Regions from separate parts of the Mus musculus genome. Here region 1 is linked to region 2. The links are chromatin loops, found by intact Hi-C in ENCODE. Cell type or tissue: heart. All regions are shown on one strand.

Region 1 (8,000 bases), 160 kb before region 2:
CTGTCCCCCTCCTTCCCTCTCCTCTCTCCTCCTCCTATTCCTGCTCCTCCTTTCTTCATGGAGACAGAGTTAAAGGCCTAGCCAGTGGCCCCCTGTCAGCTGCTACAAGGCCTGATAGAAACCCTGCAAGGGTCGGAGACCTGGAAACCAGGCTTGGGGCTTATGCCTGTATGAAGTGGAAGTGAAGGGGGAATTTCAAGGTCATCCAGGACGATATGGGAAGTTTGAGGATACCCTGGGTTACATGAAGCCTTGTCTCAAACACACACACACACACATGCACATATACTCTCTCACTCTCTCACACACATACATACTCACATACACACAAACATACACACTCACTCACGTACACACCACACACACTCACACAAAATACACACACTCATATCACACACACACACACACACCCCGAAGATTTGGATAAAAGAAGAAGAAAAATCCTCTATAGACAACTAAGTGTTATTTTGTTACATTGCTTTCTAGATTCGCTCTGCATGTTTTTACACTATTCACATGATCTCTCTCCTATCAAGAGAATAAGCACATTCAGTCTCCTTGACATTTCTGCGATTTCTGATTTTTTTTTAGAGTCAGGCTTCTGTTGCTTCACGTCTTTGTGCATAATTGTACCTTTAATAATCTGTTTCCTTTCAGAAATTCCTTACACTTGTCATGAATTTCTGATCATTTCCTGGGCCATGGTTTCTCTTCTTTGTTCTCAGTGTCTCCTCAGGTGAGTGGTTCACACGTGTGTTTGGCTAATCCAGCCCTGACTCCCCCTCGACTTTTCTCATGAATTTAATAACGTAGATGAAAAGGGCCAATTCTTTGGAAGGCACAAACCACCAAAGCTTCTCTGAAGAAGCCGAGAAGAAAAGCCCTACACCGGCTGCACAAGTGAATTCAAAACTGAAGGCCCTCCAACAAAGGAAACCCCAGATTCTAATGGCTTTGCTGCGAGCCTAATACCGAGTGATTTCAGAAAGAAAGAGTACCAATCCTACACCAACTCTTATAGAAAATAGAAGAGGAGGAAACACTTCTCTATCATTTTAGAGGCCTAATGCCCTCCCTCCGAGCAGACAAAGACGGTCCTTACAGAAGGATAGCTACAGCCTAAAATTCCTCATGAATATAGATGCAAAAGAATCCTCAAGAAAATATTATCAAATCAGTGTGTGTAAAGATTGTTCAGAACCGACTCACTGGGAATGCCACACTGGGGAGCGGTGAGCAGACACTGAAGACAGAGAGAGGAGCTACAGTTGCAAAGCCCAGGGACTGCTTTTTCTTTGATACCCATCTCAGGTATCCCAGGTTGGCCACAAACTTGCTCTGTAGTCAGAGATAACCTTGAACTTCTTCTTCTTCTTTTTCTTCCTCTTCTTTCTTCTTCTTCTTCTTCTTGTTCTTCTGAGATGGGGTTTCTCTGTGTAGCCCTGGCTGTCCTGGAGCTCACTCTATAGACCAGGCTGGCCTCAAACTCAGAAATCTACCTGCCTCTGCCTTCCAAGTCCTGGGATTAAAGGTGTGTGCCACCACCGCCCAGCAACCTTGAACTTCTGATGCTTCTACTTCCACTGTCCAAGTGCTTAGATTCCAGGAGGGTACCACCACACCAGGTTTCCAGTTTCTGGACCCAGAGCTTTGTGCACGCCAGGCAAATACTGACTTACCTCCTAGCCCTGAACTTTTTGAAGTAGTAGAATAGTTCTGAGTCTTGAATGTGGTCTTACTAGCATGTGGTCACATGACTGTGTGTGGAACGCTATACCCCCTCACTCATGTTAATTACATGTAAATGATGTGCAAATATATGTAAACAACACCTCACTGAATTATGTAATATTAGTAATTGGATTTTTAAAATATTAAAAGGGAGCTGGAGAGATGGCTCCGCGGTTAAGAGCACTGACTACTCTTCCAGAGGTCCTGAGTTCAATTCTCAGCAACCACATGGTGGCTCACAACCATCTGTAATGGGATCTGATGCCCTCTTCTGGTGTGTCTAAAGACAGCTGCAGTGTACTTACAAATAATAAATAAATATATCTAAAAAAAAATCCCAAAATATTAAAAGGTCATCTGTATTTTCATTTGTAGTATTCTGGAAAAGGCAAAATTGAAGGGATGGCTATAAACTGGGCTGGGGTTGTAAAGGGTGAGACTCTAGGGAGGGGTTGGAAAACACAGGGGCAAAGACAGGCAGCATTTGGAAGTAAGGGAATATGAAACTGGTTTTTCTTTTTTTTGAGGTGGGATCTCACTAAGTAGCTCTGGCTGTCCTGGAACTTACTACATGGATCAGGCTGGCCTTGAACTCACAGAGATGTTACTGCCTCTGCCTCCTGAGTGCTGGGATTAAAGGTGTATGCCTCCACAGCTGTGGACAGTGGTGGATACAGGACTATCTATGGTCTCCAGACTATGCCTAAAGAATGATTTTAATGATTATAAAACCTTAATAGACTTGACTTTTTCATGTTTTTATTCCTGCATTGGACATTCTTGCTCTGCCCACCACGTGCACACATTTTTCTCAAGGCGTTGATTGATGCCTGTCAGACTATCCCCAAATGCCTTGTTTTTTGTCTGTAAGACAGAGATTTGAGTCTTATATCAATATCCCTTAGTGGAGAAGAGCGTGCCTTTGAGATTTGATGATGCGGGATTCAAAGTCTGTCTCCACTACTGCGGAGATGTGTAATGCATGTGACGCTAGAGTATCATTTCCGGTTGGCAGAGGTGTTAGTCAGGCTTCTGTGCCTGTGGCAGAGGCTCTGGATTACCAAGAAGGTTCATTCTGGCTCACGGTTTTGTCCCGTGACAAATAGAGTTGGCTCTATTATGTTGGCAGCATAGAACGTAGTGGTAGAAGCCTGCTCACCTGGAACCCAGGAAGAAAAGCAAAAACAAAACAAAACAAAACAAAACTAGAAAGACAGGACCTGTGATGTAGTTTGGCAACTAAAGGTTCTTGCCTCTAAGCCTGATGACCCAGGTTCTGTCCTCAGAAGCAGGATAGTAGAGGGAGAGAATACAAACCCTGTAATTTCCCCATGTGTGCTGTGGAATGTCCCTGTCGTTGCACCAAACCCTCTCCTGTCTCCTGGTATTCCTTCAATGGCCCAATAAGGCAAGTATTGTTATTACAACTACATAATCTGCTGTTATGGTTCTGATCTTGACTGTCCCCTCAAAGGCCAGCATGCTGAAGGCATAGTCAGTCCCCAGGCTGTGGCCCTTCTGTCTTTGCCTTCCAAACATGAATTTGCAGGTACGAGCCACTACATCTGCTCTTCCGTTTTAGACAGGTGACCTACTTTCACCTCTAAGTTGATGACCCATGCTTTCTGACAGCAATAGGAAACAAGCATACATACCATCTCTGCTGAAGGTCCCCTTTCCTAGACTAGGAGGATTTTATAAGGTACCTGAGGGGCAATGGGCTAGAGATACCCTTGAACTGGTGCCAAGGAGGCTGATAGAGCATGCAAGCTCTCAGGAGTGTGCACACGAGGTCGCTTCTGACCCTTCTGGCTGAGAGGAAGCCCAGTGATCCTGTCCCCACCCCAGAAAAAGAGCCCCTTCACAATGTCACCATGAGACAGCTGCCTGTGTTGAGCCTGCTATCTTCATTCTCTGTTGAGCGTGTACCCTAATCCAGGAGCATAAGCCTGGACACACACACCCTTTCTCAAGGAAAACCCCAGAAGCTTTGCCCTGCACATAACCAGAAACTCTTATTTTGAATCGGACATAATTTTGAGCATGCCAGTTTGTTTTATTTGTGGCTGCATTCCAACAACGTCCACCGGAGGGCGCTGGGTCTATGTTTATAAGGGGCTCTGAACACAAAGCTGGGCATCCTCGGGCCTCCCAAACACTTAAGCAAACAGGACAAAGACTTCTGTACACACAGGAGCTCACACCCAGGCACTGGGGACACAGACTCCCAGACCCAGAGCACCCACTTCCACATAAGTCTGCACATCTCTCTATGTGCATAGACACCCTAGAACATATGCAGACAAATGTATGCATGAACACAGTCAGGTACAGCACACATTCACAACTGTGAATAGTACACACACACACACACACACACACACACACACACCAGCCCAGATTTATACATAGCCAATTACCTATTGGCAGACAATCACAGCCACGTGTAAAATGTCATAAACACACATTCAGATGCAGAGATGCGATTATGCACGGGAAGAGCCGCAGACAGACACGCATGTCTAAATAGCAACACACCCAGCCAGGTAAGGACTCCTTGCCCAGGCCTTTGTTATCTCACTTTGGTGGAAAATGCAGTCCCTCGAGGGCATGGCTAATGTTGTGCTGTTTTCTAAGAAAAACAATGGAAATGTCAACTTCTTAATCCCAACGGAAACTGTACTATTCGTTAAATGTTAATGAAGGGCATTTTTGAGGACAAGCTGTCTCTTAAAAGGAAGGATAGCCCTGCTCTGACAAGGAGGAAACCCCAGCTACAGTTCTACAAACACCTTATTAACATATGGAAAGCTCCGAGACGCTCTAAAGCGCCTTTGGTTCCTACAAAGAATTTCTGAAGCAAATTCAACAGAAAAACATGGATGGGGGAGAAATGGCGTAAAGTTGAAGAACAAAAAAATCCAAACAAACCCCTCTTTCTTAGGGGTGATAAAGAAAGGTGGAGATGACTGTCAGGTGGCCAGGTCTGGAAATTTGCCTTTGTAAAAACAAAATGGTTAAAGGAAGGAAAATGTGAAAGGCAAGAGGAAAAAGGGCCCATAAAGACAGCTGCTTCCATGAAGCGGCAGAGCTAAGAACACACAACCAGGAAAGCACAGCCCTTGGGGCCACCCAGTCCTGCTGTGCAGCTCAGAGGGCGGGGTCTCTGGTGCAGGGGAGGTCAGGGGTAGGTGGGGACTGACCGGGCAGTGTCTCCCAGACGTAAGCTGCCCACTGCTGCATCTTTTCCACAGACCCCCTCAAGAGGTAGGATACAGGGACCTGGGGTCTGGCTCAGGAGACACAGATCTATGCAACCCCTATGTTGAGTGGCACTGGCAGCTCCCTGGACCCTGGTCTTCTCATGTGTGCCTCGAGAAAATGCCCTCTCTAACCACTTAATGTCCTCCTCTTCCGGACACTTGCTCACATAAGCTTCCATCTCGCGTCTCGCTGTCTCCTGTGACCAGAATCATTGAAAGTGGCTCTGTGAGTGCATTTAACCAAGTGCTGGCTGCAGCCTGCAGCCCATCGGCTCCATCCCACTGAACAATAGCTCAGGAAGAGATAAAAGGCATTCATCAGACAGCCAGGCCCAATTATCATGTCACACTGAATGAATGTATTTTAAAATCTTTTCTGACAAGAAAATGTTCCAAGTAGGTACCTTCAAATTAGCTGGAAAATCCAGAAAATTTGCTATTAGACCTTTTTTTTAAGAATCTTTATTCCCCCCTACTGTTCCGAAGGAATTCCTTGGGTGTTAATAATTCCTTCTAAGAGTCTGCCCCTGTGCCTCCCGCTGGGACTGGAATATTCTAACTGCCTGCCCCACTCCCCAGAAGCCACTACAGGGACAATGTAAACTGTGGCTCTGGTGTGAATCACTTGTCCATCAGCTACCTTCAAGTGTCAGGTGCAATTCAGTTCTGTTCTGCCAGCACTCCCAGACCTCTGTTTATCGTCCATTAGCCCTGCCAGAGTGGAGTCCACCCGGGTGACCTTGAAGGGAGACCTCCACCTAAGGCCACATTTTCAAACAGCAAGTTGATTTTGAAACCAAATCTGACTGCTTATCTGTGTGACCTTGAACAAGTGACTTCACTTCTGAGTCCCTTTTTTTTTTTTTTTGCTTTACCTCTAAAAGTCAGGAGATGTCACCAAATTCCTGACACACTACACTGTAGTGAGGAGGGACCTTTTCCTGGAGACGCAGAGGCTTTCCCTCTGGCCCACAGTGTGATCAGGACTGGCATGTCAGGCTGGTTTTGTGGCTGGGGGGTGTGAGTTCCTCACAGCACATAACTATTCATCTTTATTACTAGAATCCTGTAGCAGGTGGCTCTCTGGGCTGAGAGGAGAGTTCTCTGTCCTAATGAGAAACTGCAGCTTGCAGGAGTTCAAGATTTGGAGAAGGGAGAACAGGTGCTCGGTGGGTGGGAAATTGAACTGTGGAGTCAGTTTGTAAATGAGAATAAAGTGGCTTGCTTCACCCCAACCCCTTCATGGTTTTTGCTTGCCTGCTCGATGTGGTGTTTGTTTGTTTTCACAACAAAGTCTCCTGTAGGCTGGCCTTGAGCTTACTATGCAGCCCAGGGTGACCTTGGCTTTTGATCTTGCATCATCGGACATGCCAAGCTTATGTGGCACTGGGGAACACAAACCCAAGGCGTTCGTGTTTGTCCGTGTGTTTGATGCCTGCTTGGCAAGCACCCGGCCCACTACACTGCAACTCCAGCCTTTATTCAGGGGACAGGCAGTTGTTAGGGTCCTCGTTTGCAGTGGCAAAACCGCAGGGTCTGCTGAGCCGTGTGTCCCGCTCTGGGAAGAACAAAACATCCTCCTCCGTTACAGGACCGACTGCGTGGAGCACCATGCTTTCTCTACACCTCTCTTTGTCTGTTTCACTCTGACAATTAACAGGAGACGTTTCAGCTCTTCTGCCAGCACCCAGGGACGTGGAGCACAGACAGCAGAACCCTGCTAGGAAGACACCGCACATTTCCACAGTCCTGCCTTCCCTCGAACAGCCAAGGGAGGCTTCAGGCCAGGAGGTGACCTCCGACTCCCCTGCATTTTCTGAGTTTCATAGCAGTATGTCCAGCTGACCCATGTAGATATCCCTGGCTGGCTGGAAGCATGGGGATTACCTAGTGTATAGAGATCTGTTTTCTAGCGTCTCTCATAGCCGATGTGCTAGGTCCATGGGGTCTTCAGAGGTGCTTGCTGCCCTTCACAGTCCACAAGGGACGCCAAATGAATGTATAGGTCACGTATAGAACTCATCTGCCCTGTCACAGATAGGGAAACTAATGCCTAAAGATGAGTTTCCCTTCCACTGATGGCTACGTCATGGCAGAGCCCATGAGACAAACAGACACACAAAGACATTGATGTCATCCATGTGGCTTTTGAAAGACAGGCAGGAGAGGATGGGAGTTGCATCTGGCCAGTGGGAAAAGCCTGGGAAAGACCATGCTTAGGAACACGGGAGACTTTTAGCTGGATTCAGCTAGGATGAAGGAGTGTGAGAGCCGGAGGAGCAGCCAAGGCAGTCAAGGTAGGCTGTGCAATGAGCTGAAGAGGCGTGGCACCACGTGACTGTTGAGAGAATGGGAAATAGCAGGAGGGCAGGGTTAAGAGTTTGATCATCATGGAAAGCTAAGTGTTGGATGAAGTTCACAGACAAGTCAGTCCATCTAACACCGAGTGAGATGAGCAAGTCCAGGCTGGGCCCCCTGCCAGAATCTGCATCGTGTGGGAGAGGGGAAATGGAATCTAGGAGGCAGCAATAGGAGATCATCACCCTGGGCCAGGCACAGGCTGCTCCTTCCTGGGCATCTCTCCTCTGAGCGCTTCGAGGCAACACCTTTGAGAGACAGCCGCAGAGGCCCACCGCTGCCAGCTCCTTCCTTATCTCTCTTGTAAACACAGATGTTTTACCGCCTTGTCAAAGGCAAGGCTCTTCCAGCCTACCCTGGGGAGAACAGAAATTTCAACCCCTTCAGCCTGGACACATGCCAGATGAGATCTCTGCCTTACACTCAGAATTGCAGAAATCTCTTCTTTGAAAGCCGAGGAAGGCCACCCCAGGCCTGGCGGCTGTGTGCAGGATAGATGGGATTCGGATAGAAAGCCATCTCCCTCCCTTTGGACCAAAGGTACTGATGGAAGGCTGGGCTGCACAGGGCTGCAAACCTCTGCTGTGAGGGAACTTCTCCAATAACGGGAGTTAATTCCCGAGAGTGCCTTTTGCTCTCCTGTCCGGT
Region 2 (8,000 bases):
GGGTCTGAATATGAGCTGACACCATCTCTCCTGTCACCCCAAATGGAATAGGAGGCCACTCGATAAAGAATTCTGATGCAGGGACCAGCCCTTGGAGAAGAAGGATCAGGCCACCTTTTTCTCCCCCTGGGGTCACATCAGCCAAAGCTCAAACCTACAGAATCAATCATACCAAAGACAGGGAAAGCCCTGGTTCAGCGCAGGTACCACAAAGGGACCAAACTGACTTCTATGACTCAGTTTTCCCATCTGTATACTGAGGGTGCTAAGATTTTCTGGCTATCATATTCTGTGACTTTAAGGTCTAGGCAGGGGCTGGCAAACTAGAGCCTTAGGACTGAATAGAACATATCAATTATTTTTCTCACTGTTGTGACCAAATGCCTGAAAAGGGTAATGGAAGGAAGGCAGGGCTTGTTTTGGGCTCGCAGTTTGAAGAGGTACAGTCCATCGTGGTGGGGCTGGCAGAATGTCAGATGTACAAGGCAACTGGATACATTGTATTGTTGTCAGGAAGCAAAAAGGCATGGGTACTGCGGTTTGGCTCCAGGTCTCTTGTTCAGCCCAGAACCCAGTCTGTGAGATAATACATTTAGGGTGGATTTTTCTCATCTCTATTAAACTAATCCAAAAAACACCCGAGCAGATAAGCTGTCAGGTTTGTTTCCATGTTGGTTCCAGACCACATCAATTGACAGTCATGTTAACTATTATGCTGAACCAGGCTCTCAGGTGACTTCATGGGCCCAGAAGTCACAAATTATTTTTATGTTTTAAAGACTGGTGGTGAGTCTACTTCCAGGGAATTAAAATCTGAATGTGGCAAGCCTTCTTCTAATAAATGGGTAAAGCCAATTCACAAGGGAGAATCAAGTTTATAAACCATATCCATGGGAAAGTCTGCAGTCATACCAGTGGCCAGAAAAAAATGCTAATAAAGATTATGACATACCTTTTTACAGTTATTAGAATAGTAAAAAGTCTATTTCAAGTCCTAACACCTATGCTCACTATGACAACGGAAGGGTCTCTCCCTCTGCCCTGGTGCAGTGTGGTTGCAAAACTGAAAAGAATCTTTGAAGTTGATTTGGCAATAGTATCAAACATCATGAAAATGCACAGACAACCCACTCATTCCACTCCAAAGAACTGGTCCAAAGAAAATAACTCAATATAAGAAAAAAAGTGTCTGCATGGTACAGTGCTGGTAAAATATAAGGAGAGGTAAAACAAACCATACACCAAATGATCTTTCCATAGTCCTGTCCCATCCGGCCTGCCTAGATATTCCAGGATCAACTGCCAACTCCCCTTCACAGCACAGGAGGAGCCCAGTCCAGAGGAAGAAGGACCAGTCTTGATTTCTGTGACTGTTCATTTCCAAAGCTTGGGCATAGTCTCAATTGTCCTCTGCTCCAAGGACAGGAGAAGCAGAGGAAACCAATTTGCTGATGAGGGAGAAGAAGGATATAGCTGACATAGAACACAGCAGCTATCTTATGGTAACAGCATCTTTGTTCCCCATTGCTAAGGCCCAGCCATTCATCCACCCTTCTATGAGGTGTCCCTCCTATCCTCCATGCAAGTCTCCCTCTCCCTCTCCCTCTCCCTCTCCCTCTCCCTCTCCCTCTCCCTCTCCCTCTCCCTCTCCCTCTCCCTCTCCCTCTCCCTCTCCCTCTCCCCCTCCCCCTCCCCCTCCCCCTCCCCCTCCCCCTCCCCCTCCCCCTCCCCTCCCCCTCCCCCTCCCTCTCCCTCTCCCTCTCCCTGTCTTTCTCTCTCCCTCCCTCCCTCTCTCTTTCTCTCTTCCCTGCCTCCCTCTCTCTCTCTCCCCCTCTCTCTGTGTCTCTCTCTCAATCTCTCTCTCTCTCTCTCTCTCTCTCTCTTTCTTCCCTGCCAAAGCTCTTTTGGATTGTTTCTGCCACTTAAACCTTACTAGCAGGTTCTCAGCAGTAACCACACCATTAGTTATGCATTTTGGTCTTTCTCAGGAAGGGAATGTGAACAAGAAGGGAAAGGAAACAACGGCATGGCTCAGTGCAGCTGCTGCAGAGCCAGCAAGACCCACACTGCACAGAGCACTGTGCACAGCAGCTCCAGCAAGACCCACACTGCACAGAGCACTGTGCACAGCAGCTCCAGCAAGACCCACACTGCACAGAGCACTGTGCACAGCAGCTCCAGCAAGGCTTTTGTATCGCACTTTGCACTGTGCACAGGAGCCAGGGAGGAAAGGGCATCATCATCCTTTCCCCGGACATAAGCCAAGGGCCATCTGCACACACCAGTTCCTTAAGGCATGTGATGGAACCATGTATGACCATTAACATGGATAATGACCCTCCCAGCTCTTGGAGGTGGAGGCACCAGGATCAAGAGTTCAAGATCAGCCTTGACAGCACACAGTGATTTTGAGGCCACCTTGGGCCAAATGAGCCTATTCTCAAAACAAACAACAAAAACTTGGTGATAGAAAGCAACTTGACAGGGGAAACATCTTATTAAAAAATCAGATACAACATTTGGGAGACTGAGGCACACGAATCTTCATGAGTTCAAAACTACCTGAGAGGCAAATGAAATGATTGAGTGGGTAAGAGGCACTTGCCTCCAAGTCTGATAGTCTTCTACCCCATAGGTAGAAGAAAGGAATAGACTCTCAAAATCTGTCCTCAGACACACACAATTAATTGAATAATTAATTAATGTAAAAAAATGTTGCATGCACTTTTGATGTAGAAGCAGGCAGATCTCTAAGTTTGAGACTGTCCTAGTCTACAGAGATTCCAGGACAGCCAGAGCTACACCATCTCAAAGAACCATTAAAAAAGTTTAAAGTCCAACCTGGGCTGCATGAGTTCCAGGCCAGTCTGAGCTGAAAATGCAAGAGGCCTCGTCTCAAAAGCAACAAAACTTTAGATGCGATATGGAGTGTGAGCTACATAGATCAAAATGCACACACAGAGAACTTGGGAAGGGACCATGTCATGATAACTGCCCAGCTGGGGACTCTAGTCCCACACCTCAGCATTGCTTCCAGTAAATTCAGGATTCTGAGCAAGCAAAGGGGTCACAGACCAAAGATCTGTGCTGCCAGTAAGCAGGCTTGCCACCGTCAGATCTGTGCTGCCAGTAAGCAGGCTTGCCACTCTCAGATCTGTGCTGCCAGTAAGCAGGCTTGCCACCCTCAGGAAGGAGATTTGGATTCCTTCAACTGGAGAGATCAGAGGTGAAGACCAAGGAACAGGATGGGTTTGAAGAGGCAGAAAAGGCACAGAAGAGAGCCGAGAGAGGGCTTCATGCACAGATGGGCTTCTGTGGCAGGAAGATGAGAGGCCACAGTGAAGTTCCTCAAGGACCAGCCTTGAAAAACAGGTGTCCCTCTGGCCACCTTCAGACCTTCTAGGCTTTTCCAGGATCATATACTTCTCATTAGTCGCTCTTACCCAGCCTAGTCTGACAAGCCCCGCCCTGTGTAAATTCTTCGGGGAGGGGGGGGGACACTCTGACTCCTCCAGGAGGGGGCGCTAGAGGATCCTTTGGTGCAGAGTTGGGAAGACAACGAAAACCAGGTTCCCTAATCATGCACTATGCTATCCAGAAATTCCCATCACCAAAAAGGAATAAATGCTATGTAACATTTCTTGAAACAAAATATTATACAGCATGGAAAATGAATGGAGTAAGCTACAAGTATCAACAGGGATAACAGTAAGTGTAAAAAAAAAAGCAACTCACAGAAGACAATAGTGAACAGCTGGATAACACTTTTCTGAAGGTCGGATGTAAATTAGCAGATCTCCTATAGCTATGCAATATAGGCATAGGTACTTAGATGATCACAAAAGAGAGAGGAAATGAAAACACCAAAATGTGAGATGTGTTCACCTCTGAGAGAGGCAAGAGGGTAAAATAAAGGAAAGACATCAGACATGGGCAAGATTAACAGGAAAATTCTGGTCCCAAGATAGGTGGTAGGCTATGGGAGCTGGTTTTAATACCATGTGTTGTAATGGATACATAGTATAAATAGTTTTCTCTATGTATACATAGACACATATGTAAGGTAACACAAGAACTCTTTTAAACTGCAACATAAATAGCTTATGACAGTAAATATCATTCTCAGGAGGTTTCTGTGAGCTCTCCTACAAACACGTCAGGGGCCCAAGGCTGGGAGAGCACAGAAAGTTCTGGGCTGGGCTCCCACCAGCTTAGGCACTCTGATTCAGATGTGGTATCTGCCCCCCAGCCCTATTTCAGGTATTGAAGTCTAATCTCCACTGTGAAATATTAAAGTGGAAATTTATTTCAGCTACGGTGTACAGAGGTAGGACATCTGGGGGGGTGGCTAGGATTCAGTGAGGTCATTAGCTTGGAATCCCCATCACTTATCCTGGTGTTCATAAAAGGAAGAAAGCCCAGAAGACACCCATACAAGTCCCCTGTCTCTTGTTGTGTAATACGTTGTACCACCTCAGGATTCTCCCAGCAAGAAGGGCATCACTGGATGTAACTCGATCTTTAAAACTGTAACCCCAAATAAGCCCCTTTTCTCTTCCAGTCTTTCATCCAGTCTTTCATCTCTTTCATCCAGTCTGAACATTGTATGATGGCAACAGAAAATGAACTAGTAGCCTGGCTCCACTGTGCTGCACCCCCAGCGGTGGCCACTCCTCAGAAGGACTGGGAGAGTGTGATAAGAAGCCTAGAGCAGTTTCCAGTCCTACCTCTGACTTACTGCACATTTCTGCTCAAGTTCTCAACCTCAGTTTCCCCTCTTGTACGGTGGGAGAATAGGGGTCTGGCAGGCAGTCAGGGGAGGTGGTCATAGGACCCTCATTCTTGCTCTGCTGAGTAGGCTAGGTGCCCGGACAAACGGGGTTTGCTGGAGTTGTCTTGTCCTCACCAGCCAGTAGACCAGGGTTATGATGTGAGTCTGAAATGTCCCCAGAGACTCTTGTTTTGGATGCCTGTTCCTAGGTTGAGTTATACTGTTTTAAAGGGCTCTGAAGCCTTGAGGACTCTAACTGGAAGTAGGTCACTAGGGGAAGGCCTTTGAAGGTTATATATAGCCCCTGCTCTCCCTCTCTCTCTCTCTCTTGCTCGCTTGCTCTCGCTCTCGTTCTCTTTCTCTCTCTCTCCCTCTTTCTCCTTCCTCCCCTCCCCCCTCCCTGTTCCACTACTCTTGTGAACAGTCACGCCAGCACACTCCTGCTGCCGTAATGCTGGCTGCTTGTCATACTTTGCCAGATGAGCTCTCTGGAACAGTGAGCCAAAACAAGGTCTCCTTCAGGTTGTTTCTGTCATGGGCTTTGGTCACAGCGATGCAGATGTGACCAGAGCTATGGGGCATTCAACTGCTCAGTGCTCTCTTTCTGTAAAGTCTAAATGGGCTGGAACTAGTAACTGCCTCACAGGTATGTGTGAGTGTCTGCCACAGACCCTGGGAAGAGGAAGCCCACTCTGTTGGGTGTGGTCTCCTTCCTGTTGCCTCTGTGGTCCACTAAAAGTTTCCGGGTCCTAATTCTCAGAGCCACAGATGTTGCTTTGTTTTTATTGTTTTGGGGGTGCTGGGGGTTGAGCCCAGGCCCTTGGGCACCCTAGGCAGGGTACTCTAGCCCTGAGCTATATCCTGATTCCTGGGAACGCTACATTCGATGGAAAAAGGACATTGTTGATGGGATGAAGTCAAGATAGTCTTCAGATAGGGAGGTGATCTGGGGTGACCTGAATAGAGCTGTGATAAAAAGGATTTTCAGAAAAGGAACCAGAGGAAGGCTTGTCCCCGGAGGAGGAGGCTCTGGTGAGAGCATATGGACAGGTGTAGAGAGAATCTCTTAGAAGCATCACTTGTCAGTTAAAAAAAAAAAGTCTGTGGTCATTGAGTTGAGGTAGGAAATTGGAGGTGGGACACTGGCAGGAAGAGAGAGGATTCTGGGAAATAGTGAGAGGCGCAAGGATTCACTTAGGCACATAGAGGAGGTCGGAAGCATGGGAGCTGAGCAGAGAAAACCAGCTATGTAGCTGAACTCAGGTTAAAATAAAGGGAGATGCTCCCGGGAATGTAGAAGAGACAGACAGACACAGGAAAACGGGGAGAGGAAACCGTTCATGTAGCTGAACCCAGGTTAGAATGAAAGGGATACCAAGCTAAGGGCAAGTCAGAGAGCAAACCGAAGCTTATGGCCTGGACATTTGTTAATCAACCATCACTCTGAGAGTCATCATTCCAGGGGCGGGGGCTAGGAAGGGAGATAGATTTATTTTTAACAGGAATGATGCAGGCACAGGCCAAGAGATGCTGCAGCTACCAGAAAGGGAGAAGCAGGGAGACGACTCCCTGCTCAGGCATCCCGGGGGGCAGGGGGGAGGAATATGACTTAGATCAGTCAGAACAGCTTAGATTTCAGACTTCCAAAGCTACCAGGACACGGGCCTCGTCCTCTTTGGTCACTACAGCTCAGAGATTGTTAAGGCGACTGAAGGACACTCAGCTGCAGTAGCAGCTTCCTGCTCTCTCTACAGGTTGTAGATAGTCTGTATCTAAGAAGAGGGAAGCAAATGAGGAGGTAAACTGAGGCAAGGCTATACAGGCCTTAAAGGACACGCAGGAAGCAGAGAGACCTGCCTGGGGCAGGACTGAGCCACAGTGTAATCCTGAGAAAGGTCCATCCCCTCTACCTCCATCTGCCTCTGTCAGCAATGTCCGAACTGTGAGAGGAAATCTGAATTCTGAAGAAGTGTTCAGGGATACCGCCTCCAGTCTACAGAGGCTCCTTCTCCTGCTTCCTTGGTTCAAATGGGTGGCCTTTTCTCTTTTTGCTGCTCACATCTATTGACTATCCGCCTCCCACCAAGCGTTGCTCTGAGAGCCTTGCTTCTGTGACTTATTTTACCAATGAGAAAAGTAAGGTGCTTGCTCAAAGCTGCATAGCTAGTAAATAGTAGAAATGAAATGTGAACAGGCTGGTTCCAGGGTCTGGGACTCGATCTTATGTCACGCCCCATTATTCTCCTCCTCCTCAGTGTTCCCAAGGCCTTCCAGCTCTCCTCCGTCATGACTATAGTGCACTGCTGTGAATGCCCGCATCCCCTCCCCCAAAGCCAAAGCCAAAGCCATTCCCAGCCACTGACCCAGAGCCCTTACCAGGAGATGGGCCTGGGGAGTGGATGGGTTTGGTGCGATTGAAATAGCATTAGTATCCTTTCAAATGACACCCAGAGAGCTCGTGCATCCTTCCCATCATAGGAGGACACAGAAAGATGTGGGACCTGGAGAGCCCACACCAAACAGTATCTGACAACACCTCGATCATCTTGGACCTCCTGGCCCATGAGATGAAAAAATTCTCTGCTGAGCCTGAAATGAAGTACACACCTTAATCCTATCACTCGGGAGGCAGAAGCAGGAGGATCTCTGTGAGTTCCAGGCCAGACTGGTCACCACAGTAAGTTTCAGGACTACATAGAGAGGGCTACATAGAGAGAACCATTCTGCTCCAAAAACAGAAATCTACTAATTATCAGCTAGCCATTATTTTGTTCTTTACATTGTTGCAAGGAGGGGGGTGTTTTATTACAATGTTCCAAATACTATATTTCTGTACTAGAAATCTAGGCTGACTGGTCAGACTGCCCTAGTAGTGAGGACTGGGGTGGGTTTATTCTTGCCCCTTGTGGCAAGCCAGTGGGTCAGCTGTACTCTTAGTAACCATTAGTAGCTATTACTAGTACACTAGTACTGGAGTGTTTAGCAAACCTTTATACAGAGACAGAGGGAGGTCAGGCGGCAAGGGCCAGGTACTGATCACTAGCTCGGTTTTGTACCTGACTCTGCAGACACAGAAAGAAACGTAAATAGTCCTCGGAGCCCCCAAAGCCCGGACTGTCTGAGCTGACAGATCTCAAAGCTGATTACAAAAGCCTGGGGTGCCACTGTCTGCCATGCCCAGACAAACCCTGACTCACACAGGAGAATTCTAGTGAGGTCACACACAGCA

The links. Peaks named below come from ENCODE experiments on the same cell type or tissue, not always from the same donor. Only the 100,000 strongest peaks of a DNase experiment are listed, where the experiment ranks them.
Region 1: a loop joins it to region 2, with 2.3 times the contacts of the local background. A loop is called at or near these places in 2 of 42 quality-filtered maps.

Annotation. Positions count from the first base shown.
Region 1 is chr4:45,767,682-45,775,681 of GRCm38, reverse strand. No RefSeq gene overlaps it. Among named protein-coding and RNA genes, the nearest start is that of Gm12409, 7.5 kb to the right of the region's middle. In heart, a CTCF peak has its summit at 3,807 (motif pointing right); a DNase peak (open chromatin) is centred at 7,551; H3K4me3 peaks cover 339 bases; H3K27ac peaks cover 3,994 bases; H3K27me3 peaks cover 2,584 bases.
Region 2 is chr4:45,607,819-45,615,818 of GRCm38, reverse strand. No RefSeq gene overlaps it. Among named protein-coding and RNA genes, the nearest start is that of Gm12408, 28 kb to the left of the region's middle. In heart, a CTCF peak has its summit at 3,537 (motif pointing right); no DNase peak of the experiment used is centred here; H3K27ac peaks cover 290 bases; H3K27me3 peaks cover 158 bases.